Regions from separate parts of the Homo sapiens genome. Here region 2 is linked to region 1. A link is a loop called in an ENCODE intact Hi-C map of the cell type or tissue named here. Cell type or tissue: gastrocnemius medialis. All regions are shown on one strand.

What was found. A loop is a pair of places that touch in the nucleus more often than their neighbours do. Peaks named below come from ENCODE experiments on the same cell type or tissue, not always from the same donor. Only the 100,000 strongest peaks of a DNase experiment are listed, where the experiment ranks them.
Region 2: it touches region 1 in a loop (12-fold over the local background); 49 of 110 quality-filtered maps call a loop at or near these places.

What each region holds. Positions count from the first base shown.
Region 1 is chr22:30,002,604-30,007,603 of GRCh38, reverse strand. It overlaps MTMR3 (myotubularin related protein 3), which reads right to left. Exons shown (of 20, transcript NM_021090.4): 9 at 4,611-4,724; 10 at 285-490. It overlaps MIR6818 (microRNA 6818), which reads right to left and starts at 555; the gene lies at 491-555. In gastrocnemius medialis, a CTCF peak has its summit at 2,168 (motif pointing right); a DNase peak (open chromatin) is centred at 2,182; H3K27ac peaks cover 723 bases.
Region 2 is chr22:29,687,048-29,692,047 of GRCh38, reverse strand. The region is part of intron 15 of NF2 (NF2, moesin-ezrin-radixin like (MERLIN) tumor suppressor); the gene reads right to left. Among named protein-coding and RNA genes, the nearest start is that of CABP7-DT, 30 kb to the left of the region's middle. RefSeq lists enhancers at 1-198, 199-819, 2,103-2,603, 2,823-3,322, 3,323-3,824 and a silencer at 2,019-2,250. In gastrocnemius medialis, a CTCF peak has its summit at 2,034 (motif pointing left); a DNase peak (open chromatin) is centred at 2,012.

The DNA.
Region 1 (5,000 bases):
CCATGGTCTGCAGATACTGCAAGTCCTCTATTACATAAACACTCCATTTTTGTCACAATGGCAAGAAAGACAACAAACACACTAATATCTTGATTCAGGTTTGAAACAAAGGGTCTTCTGATTCTCTGCCAAGACCCATGACTCCTCAATCAATCCCATCAAGTGAAGCTCTGCACATTCACTTCTATAAAAGTAAATCTATGTCTTGTAAGGAAGAGGCCATTTCAAGAAAAGGTTCTTAGATGCTATAAAAATCATTGCCATGGGTCCAGGGAGCACCTTACCGAACTCCACGTCAGAAAGGTCTCCCCCATTGGGAAAGTCTCGAGAAGTGTTCCTAGTTGACAGCTTGCTGCCACTCGATCGGGAGTCAGAGGCACAAGCTTTGGCTACTGACTGTACCAGATGCTCATCATCTGCATTTCGCCAGCCCCACCAGCTAACCTCTGGCTGTCCACAGCGGGCAATGACAGCTCCATTGCTCTGGTGCCTGTGTGAGGAACAAGAGACAACAACTGTACCCATTCAGATGCTCTCTGTACTCACACAAAATAGATTTTAAGTGCCTTAATGAACAGTCTAATTCTAGGTAAGTGTTGGGTCAGCTTCAAGTCCTCTCAGTATTAAAGAGGGTAGAAATCTTACACAACCAACAAGAACAAACAACAAAACCTGTGTGTCTTTCTCAATTACCATAACATCACGGAGATCCCTGTAAAGTTACCCAAAAAAATGACTAACAGGGGTCAGGCATGGAGGCTCACTCTGCAATCCCAGCACTTTGAGAGGCTGAGGCAGGAGGATCACTTGAGCCCAGGAGTTCAAGACCAGCCTGAGCAACATAGCAAGACCCCATCTTTACAAAAAAGTTTTTACAAATTAGCCAGGCATGGTAGCACATGCCTGTAGTCGCAGCTACTCAGGAGGCTGAGGTGGAAGGATCCCTTGAACCCAGAAGGCTGAAGTTGCAGAAAGCTATGATTGTGCCACTGCACTCCAGCACTCCAGCTTGGGTGACAGAGCAAGACCCCATTTCCAAAAAACAAAAAAGAATTAATGTGTACTCTTAGTGAAAATAAATCAATATTCGTAACTTAAATCTATAGGTACTACACTAATTCTGCTACCCAATAGTGAAATCTGCTACCTTCTTAATGCTGAACCAAGAGCCCGCCTCTGGGAATAAAACATTTACCTGGCCCACAGTGAACTGCTTTACAAAATCTCCTGAGATTTCATGAGTCACAGACTGCTCTTATAATAGGCAGATAGCTCAATGAGCCAGCTACCCTTCCTAGGGCTCTTAAGAAAGAGAAGAAGAGCATCAACCTCAGAAAACCATACTCTGACATATCCTTTTCCAATAAGACAGACCAGAAATCACAGTCTACTTTAAGGTGCTATTAAAACCCAGACTTTTCCTAGTTAGGCAATTTTAACTGATAAAAAGTTAGAAAAATTCTATTACTTGGCAGTAAAGAGGAATAAAGTTCTGATACAGGCTAGGACACTGATGAACCTCAAATATGTTATGACAAGTGAAAGAAGTCAGTCACAAAAGGCAACTTATTGTACGACAATTAACATGAAGTATCCAGAATAGGCGAATCTATAAAGATGGAAGTAGATTTCTGCATGTAGTGACTATTATAAACTCGTAGTTACTTAAGGGAGCTTGCCTAATTCTAAGTTGGGGTTACTTAAAACGAGTATGTTTCTATATAAAACTGAAGCACTCTATGTTTTACTAGCAGGGGCTTCATCCATTGGACATCTTAATTATTCAGGGCTAGGGTGGCTGGGTGCCCTGTGAATGGGTTTTTTGGGACGATGAAAATGTACTGTAATTTGTTTTTACTCCTAAAACTCACAAATAAGTTAAATTTGGCACTAATCAAATTCCACTGAAATCACCAGTTTGCTTGTAGTTTTTAAAGCCTCCCTCCCTGGGAGACAAGTAGCTGTAAGTACTTGTGTATTGCCAACATGCTCAACTGGCTCACGTGCTGAATGGGGCCAAAATAGAAATAAAACCTCAATGATTCTTTATAAAATGTCTCCTAGCAAATAACAGGCAACCACTGAGCTGAATGACTCCAAACCCTGCACAAGAGGCTGGTTGGGCCTTTCCTGAACATCCTCCTCTTCTTCAATGCTTCCCAGCAGTGCCCAAGAGGAGCAGTAGATGGCGCTCTTCAGCCTGGATCTTGGGTTTTAGGGGACACTGCATTATAGTAGCTATTAGATTTCAACTGGACTATTGCAATAAACAATTATGTTTTCTGCAGTCTTCTAAAATGCTTCAGACTACATGAAAGATAATTCAAACACTACAGTTAAAAATCACTAAAGGAATGCATTTCTATCACTAACAGAACCAGGCAAAGTATAAAAATTATGATGTCCAACAGATAAAGCCCTCCCTACTAAAACACAGAATGCTTCAATTTTATATAGGAACAGAATTGTCTTAAGTAACCTCAACTTAGATTTAGGCAAGCTCCCTTAAGTAACTAGGAGTTTAGAATAATCACCACATGCACAAAGGAAAAAGCTGTGAACTGCACTACAGATGGGTGCCCTTTACATCATCTTGCTATGTTAGAGCAATCTCTACCTTCAGTTATAAATCCAATTAAGTGCTCTCTCATCACAGTAGGACAAAGCCCTAATCAAGCGCTGGTTCAGCATGGTGCTGTCAAGTAACTGCTGCTGGCAACCTCAGGAATCATGACCCAATCTACAGACAACTAAATTCAGGAAATGGATGTCAAGAGTTCCAGGCATCCTGCCACCTAGGCTGGCAAAGCAGAGCATGGTGGAGGATCCGATTCTTCCACACGCCCCTTACAAAGCTCCCAAATACTACAGCAACCCAGTCTGCATCTCAGCGATACAAGACACATGTTCTGAGACAGAGCCCAGTTCCAGGAAACCTGCCTGATTTTGCATGGATGACTACACCAAGAACTTTGTGATCTTTTGAAAGACTTTCTCTGAAAAACTGCAAATAAAATTTTTCATTTATATATCCTCTTGTATCTCTAGAAAAAGGGGGGGAAAACCTAGGGTGCATGCCCTCTAGAATTAATTTTAGAAGGTGCATGCCCTCTAGAATAAAATTTAGAAAAAAAGGAAGTTTTTCTTCAACCAGCCCTCTTAAGCTTCTCTTCCCAAAGGGAGAATTCACCTAAAGCCTCTTATTTTGCAAATAAGAGTACCTTCCCCCTTTTGGTCAAAGTCAGCAAGCCCCACAGATGCCAGGGCTGCTGACCTAACACAGTTGTTGGCCAGAGCAGCAACTGGCTGCTTTCCCCATTCCAGCTGAGCTGATCATTGATAAGACTCATAAATCCCTTCAGCTTTCACTACTCTCTAGTTCCTGTAGCATCCTTACCACTTGAATGACAGGTAAATTTGGTGACTGACTTTTCTAGGGGTGTCTGAAAACAACAGTGATGAGAATTGAGATTAAAAACGTAATGAGTTCCACTGGGCCAGAGCAAATACTTTTCCATCTCTCTCCATTCAGAGTGGGCATCAGAGTTTGCCTTTAGTAGACTAAATGAACAAGCTGGTTACCTCTGTAGGAATTCCACAAGGAGACAAATCCCTTCCTACAATCTCAATATTTCAGTGGAATGAAGTTTCTAACTGTAAGCCACTGGATTGGCCCAACTCAGGGAGAGTCCAAAAAGCCGGCAAACTGGGAAAATGAAATGGAGAATGTAAACATTACAAAGAGATGACATCCAAAACATTTCCAGAATAAGAAGGAAGGACTTCTTTAAAATTTAATAGGATTCTGTGAGAACTAAGATATTCAATGAATTACAAAAGCAGCACTCAAGAGATTTAACCTATTCCAAATGCTGGTACAGAAGCTCAGTGTTTATAGCCCCTCATTTAGAATCAGAACATATCTACAAAATAAGAACTACCATTCCCATTGTATTCATTAGGAACAGACTGAGGTCAGTTAGGGAACTTATTCAAGGTGCCTTAGCAAGAAGTCTAAGAATATACCTGAATTCAGATCTGTGATTCCAAAATCTGTGCTCCATCACCATGCCACCATCCCCATCTAGAACTTGCATCCCATGGCTCTCATGCCTCTGATCACTGAAATCTTCTATCTAGTCATGCCTCAGTCTTCTTCTCTAAATGCTTCCTCTCGAAACAGAGTTCTTCCACATGTCAAAGTTTCAACCACAAAGACAATCAGAGCCAACTCGACCCTATATTCCCAAAGATCACTTTCTAAGACTCATCTCTCAATCCAAAAGCCCTGCTAACAGCTGAAGCTAAATGCTTAGTAAGCACATTATCTTCTCACAGAATGTAAGAAGGATATTGAAATAGCAAGTCCAGCCACTTTACAACTAAAACTTTCTTATCTGTTTCAAATGAACAACCAGCTAGTGTTCTGAATGCAGTCAGTACTGATGTGTTACTGGAGGAGAAGCTTTAACAATAAGGAAGTACAGCCTTGCCTAGAAAGTTCTCTGAACTCTCCCCACCCTTCCCAGGTTAGCAGCAGCAGAGGCAGCAGACCATATGCAGCAGGCAGCAGCACCAGCCCAAGCTGGGACTGGTCCAGTTTAACTTACCTGTAGATGACGGCAGGGATGCGCTTCCAGGACCTGAAACTTGATACACTTTCCAGTTCTTTGTCAGTGATCCAGGCAGGCACTATGAGCTCTTGAGGATAGCTACCACATAATCTAAAGAGAAGATGAGAAGTGGGGAGAGTCAAGGGGATAAGAGAGGGAGAGAGAAAACGGGAGAGAGAGAGAGACACTAGGTGAGCCAGCATAAGGATGATGATCTCACTGCCACAGAACCAGTTAAAGGCAATGAGGCGCTTTATTCGAGTTTTGGACTCCTCAACAGAATGGGTTACCATAAGTGTGTTTTGTTTTGTTTTGTTGCCTTAAATGTTTACTTATGTGTATACAACAAATGATACTATCTTGAATTGTTCCACTTGATGCTACCTT
Region 2 (5,000 bases), 320 kb after region 1:
GTGCAATTCCTATGGGTTCCAATCCCCACAGGAGCCCCGGAGTCAGAATTTACTGCACAATGCTCCTCCCTGCTGCTGGAGGCCACCCCCATGGCTCTGCTTCCACCTTGGGGGTATCCTTTATCTCAGACACCACAATGCCCTCCTCCCAGCAGGTGAAGAAGGCAGGCAGTGAGACGAGGAGAGCCCTTGAGCTTCTTTCCTGCAGGTAGCAGCTCAGTGGAGCCATTTGCCCTCAGGCAGTTTTTCTACAGAGAGCTTGGGAAGCCACCCCGCGGAGCATGCAAACAGCTCTGCCACCTGCACGCCCTGCCTGGGCACTGTCTCGCCCCTCCAGTGGGCAGGCTCCTCACCTGTGGATCTTTCACCATCTGCTGCTTCTAGAAAGCTCACTGGCTGTTACATTTACAGTACACCCATAGGCAGGAAGTATTCATAAAGGAAAAGGCAAAAGCTCAGAAGAAATGGCAAAAAGCTAGCCCTTCATAAAATAAACTCTGCCTCCGAGTCTTCTTTTTAAACACATGAAAACCAGCTAACAAGTTTCCTGGTTCCCCTGCGATGCTCTCATACCCTAAGGTGTGCAGGCCCATCAGTGTTAGGTACATCTTCCTGCTCAGCAACCGGCCTGGGTCCCTCTACACTGCCCAGCAACACCTGCTTGCTAGAGCCAGAAGAGGCCTCCCAAGAAGGCCTTCACCTTGTCCTATGTTGCACTGTGAGTTGAGCACTGAAGCCACTCTGGTGAGTCCCATTCCCACCCTGAATTCCAAACAAAAATGTCCATGCTCCCTTTGGCAATCCAGCAACAGCCCTCCCCTTGCCCAACCTTGCCTGCCTGGGGAGTGGAGTCCCCCCAGGAGGGCGGGGAATTCCTCGCATGCACAATGAGTATCTTGAAGGTTATCCAGGAAGAAGAGGTCTCCAAATTTCAGCAGGTAATGAAGCAGAAGCACCTCAGGGTGTACAACCAGGGTCTCGAGGACAGTGGCTGCACCAGTCTGGGACTTGCCAAGTCTGGTCAACTGCCTTTGAATCCTTCTGAAGACAAGTGAGCCAAGCTCTGGTGAACCTGACCAGTGACGTCTGTCATGCACTGTCCTTCAAAACTTTCACTGAATCTAGACAAGGTCCAACCATGGGAGTCCCGCAGCCAGGCCCAGTTCCTTGGGCAGGCTATAAACCCAAGGGCCCTGCTCAGAGTCTCCAACCCAAAGCGCTCCTGCCAGTTCCCTGAAGATGCCTACAAGAACATGAAGCCTCCGCACCAGGCATGGGCTGACCCGCTGCTCTCCTCCAGCTGTCTCTTCACATCTGATTAGAATCAGCCGTGTGAATAACACAGGAGGAATTAAGTTCTCTCTCGACTGAACCGGCTGCTCAAGTCTGTCACTAATCCAATTCCATTCTGAGGAGACGAACTTCCTTTTCTTTCTCTGGGGCAGATCTATGAGGCTTTATTGCTATCTGACTGTTCATCTTCACATCCCCCCTCTGATCCACTTGTTGGGTCCTGGCTTTTACTTCCTGCCCAACATCGAGACTCAGCCCCGGCAGGGTCCCTTTTCCCCTGCCCACTTGTCCATAAAACTGCCAGCTGTTTGTGACAGCCAGCAGGCTGTGAGACGGCAGGGGAGAACTTAGGAGAGTTCCATTCTGGCAGAGCTGGGCCTCCTTACGCTCCCCAAATTGTGTGTGGTGTGACAAAAACAGACACATCCACCCAATCTAAACAAGTTCAGATTCAGGAGACACATCTGTCTACTTAAAAAGACAGAAGAGGCTGGCTAAAAGAACCTGGTACCCAGCCGGCACTCTCTAACCCAGGCATGCAATCTGCATCTTCAACTGTTCCTCCTCACTGCTACCTGAGGATTTTGGGTGGCCCATTAGGGTACTTCTGAGAAATGGCCCCAGGGTCTGGAGAAAGCAAGCCTGGAAGGCACCTGTGACAAACATTCTCCTGCTGCCCTGCCAGCAGCAGACGGCTTCCAGCTACAAAGCCTCCGCCAGCATCGTTCCTGAGTGCCCCCTGCTGGAAAACCACAGCATGAGGCGCACGGCCAACTCTCCTTCCAGCTCTCCTCTAAAAGCCCTTTTGGGGGATCGTTTCCCAAAGTGATGGGAGGGTAACTAAATGTATTCCGGCACGGAGCCTGCAGCAGCAAGGCTGCTTGATTAAGAATGAATTACACTTTCATCAGCACAGACAGAAAATTGATTCACAAGGCTGCATTGTGATCATCTTGTTCCTAAAGCAAGGGAAGGTTGGGGGAGACACAGAGCTACTTTGGCTATCAGTGGTGAGAGAAAGGAAGCTGTACAATTAAGCTGGGGAACAAAACTAATCAGAGCACCAGGATTCCTTCAACTAGTCTCTGGGGGCCTTGCCTCAATCCACTCATCCCAGGGGAGGAGAAAAGAAGGTAGGAGGGGACCATCTCATTCATTTTAAACAATAAGACTCACAGTACTGAACCCATTTTAGATACTAACCTAATAACTCCAGGCGCTGGGTCTCTGCTTGTCCCATAAAAATGCAGTGGAATTGAAATGTGAGCCCTAAAATCATGTTACACTTCCTCTCCACTACTACATATTGAAAACGAAGGAGCGGGGGAGGGTGTAGACACAAAAGGACGTGCAGATCCTCTGGCACCGGATCCACAGGGAGAAAGCAGACTCAGAGCAGAAAGGTGACAGCTGAATCCAGCAGCAGCAAATTCCAAAAGAATCTTTGGTTTGGGGTGTGGGAAACCTTCCCCCTTCCAAATAAGCAAAGAGGAAGGGCCAGTAAAGGGGGATGGCTGTACTAAGTGGCCAGATCAAGCTTTTCTTTACTTTCTCTTTTTTTTTTTTTTTTTTTTTTTGAGACGGAGTCTCACTCCGTTGCCAGGCTGAACTGCAGTGGCGCGATCTCCGCTCACTGCAGCCTCTGCCTCCTGGGTTTAAGTGATTCTCCTGCCTCAGCCTCCTGAGTAGCTGGAACTACAGGCGCATGCCACCACGCCCAGCTAATTTTTGTATTTTTAGTAGAGACAGGGTTTCACCATGTTGGCCAGGATGGTCTCAATCTCTTGACTTCGTGATCCGCCTGCCTCGGCCTCCCAAAGTGCTGGGATTACAGGCATAAGCCACCGCGTCCGGCCCAGATCAAGCTTTTCTGCAGTCTGGCTAGGGACAGCTGCACCCAAATGCCATATGGTGATGTGCACAGTGGGAGCACTATCCACACACTTATCCTACACAGAGGTGGAACGAAAGGCCAAGTCCACCCCAATGAACAAATCCAATTTGTTATTAGCGACTTTATCTGCTCTCAAGAGAAATCTGCCACTGAATACCCAAGGGGCCCTTTTTGTGTATTAATCCCTGAGGGACCCAAAGCAGCAAAAGCTGCCTGAAAACCTGTCTACCTGCTTTGCAGGCTGCCCTGTGGCACTGGCCGGCGGGGCCCTCCGCTGCTCCTCTGTTCCTTCCCCTGACAAATGGCCTAATGGGCCTGATTCACCTCACTGGGCAGGTGGCGGCTATCTACTGAGTGGTCTGAGCAAGAGCCTTAGGAAAAAGGTCCAGATAGACTGATGTCATTTTAAAATTGCCAACATCAAAAGAGAAATCACAGCAAGGATCATGAGAACAGAACCTCGGGCTCGCAGAACGAGTTTGCATCTGGCTCTTCCCTCCCACTGTTGCAGCAACGAATCCGGTGCCGAGGAGAGCTGCACTGAAACACATCTTCAGTGCCGAGGGGCCGAACAGGGTGTTTTACTGCCTCAAATAAGGCCTGGTAATATCCTCAGGCATCTCCAAATGGTGGTAAAGTACCTAGGCAGGCAAGGCAGGTTTGTAGGCTCTTCAACACCTCCCAAAGAACAACTGCTTGACCAGGTAAAGTCTCTTAACCAAAAACAGGATTGGCTTGTTGACTTTTAGAAGAGGCCGATACAGTCTTCTATCTAGAGCTACCAGAAACAAGCAAGAAAACTAAGCTCTCAACAGTTACGAGACACCAGGAACTCAGTGTGTGAGAGTGGTAGGAGTGGCCTTCAGGGATGAGCCCAAGGTGTCCCATCCGGGAGGAGCACTAAGAGCAGCCTGCAGTTCCTAATGCCTTCCCTGGGCTTCCACAGAGCCAGGAGGCGGAGAGGAAGAGTTCAGATCGCCACTGCAATTTCTTCCCAGTGTGCTATGCCCACATCTGGTGCTGCTACTGCTCCCTGTTAATCCTTGCTCCCCACCCCACTCCCCACTCCTTTTTCTTTCCTTCCCCCTCTCACCCCTGCCTTGCTCTAGCAGGGAAGGTTCAGGGCTGGGGAGCCAGTATGCTACCTTTTATGTCAAGGCCAAGATGCTCTACCATACAACGCCCAGTTCCTAAAGCAAGCAGAGCCATTCAGCCCACTGGGGTCATAAGGAGGGTTGGCTATATTAACTACCTATTAAACTTAAGTAATTTAGGAGCCATCTTCAGGGCTGGCAATGCAGACCAGAGGTCGCCAGGGAGGCTCTGGCCACTTGTTTTAATTGTGGGAGACACCTTTCCCGCATATGCAATCTCTCTCTGTGATTTATCACTTCCCCGGGTGTTTTTTTAACTGTTCTACTTCACTTCACTGGCTCTGCAACTCCAAGGGGAGCCTGCACAAATTGAAGATGACATTGGACTTTTATGTCTTCCTGATCCAAGAGAAGCTGCTGGCGCTTGAGATAAATGTCAAGGCTCCTCTTCTTCCTGTTCCTCCATCAGTGGAAACCACAGCTGGACCTTGACGGTTCAAACCATTTACTAATGAAATAAGCTTTCTAAGCTCCACCACCCCCATGATTTCTCATCCGTCAATTTCCTTGGAAATCCTGTGCTCCTTGGGAGACCACAGGCACAAAAGTGATGACTTTGTTTGCTGGCACTCAGACCAGCTCAGGATCGGGAGACTGAAACCCCTCTCTTGAGAAGCGATGAAAGAAAGACCCTGAATGTATATATTCCAGGACTGCAT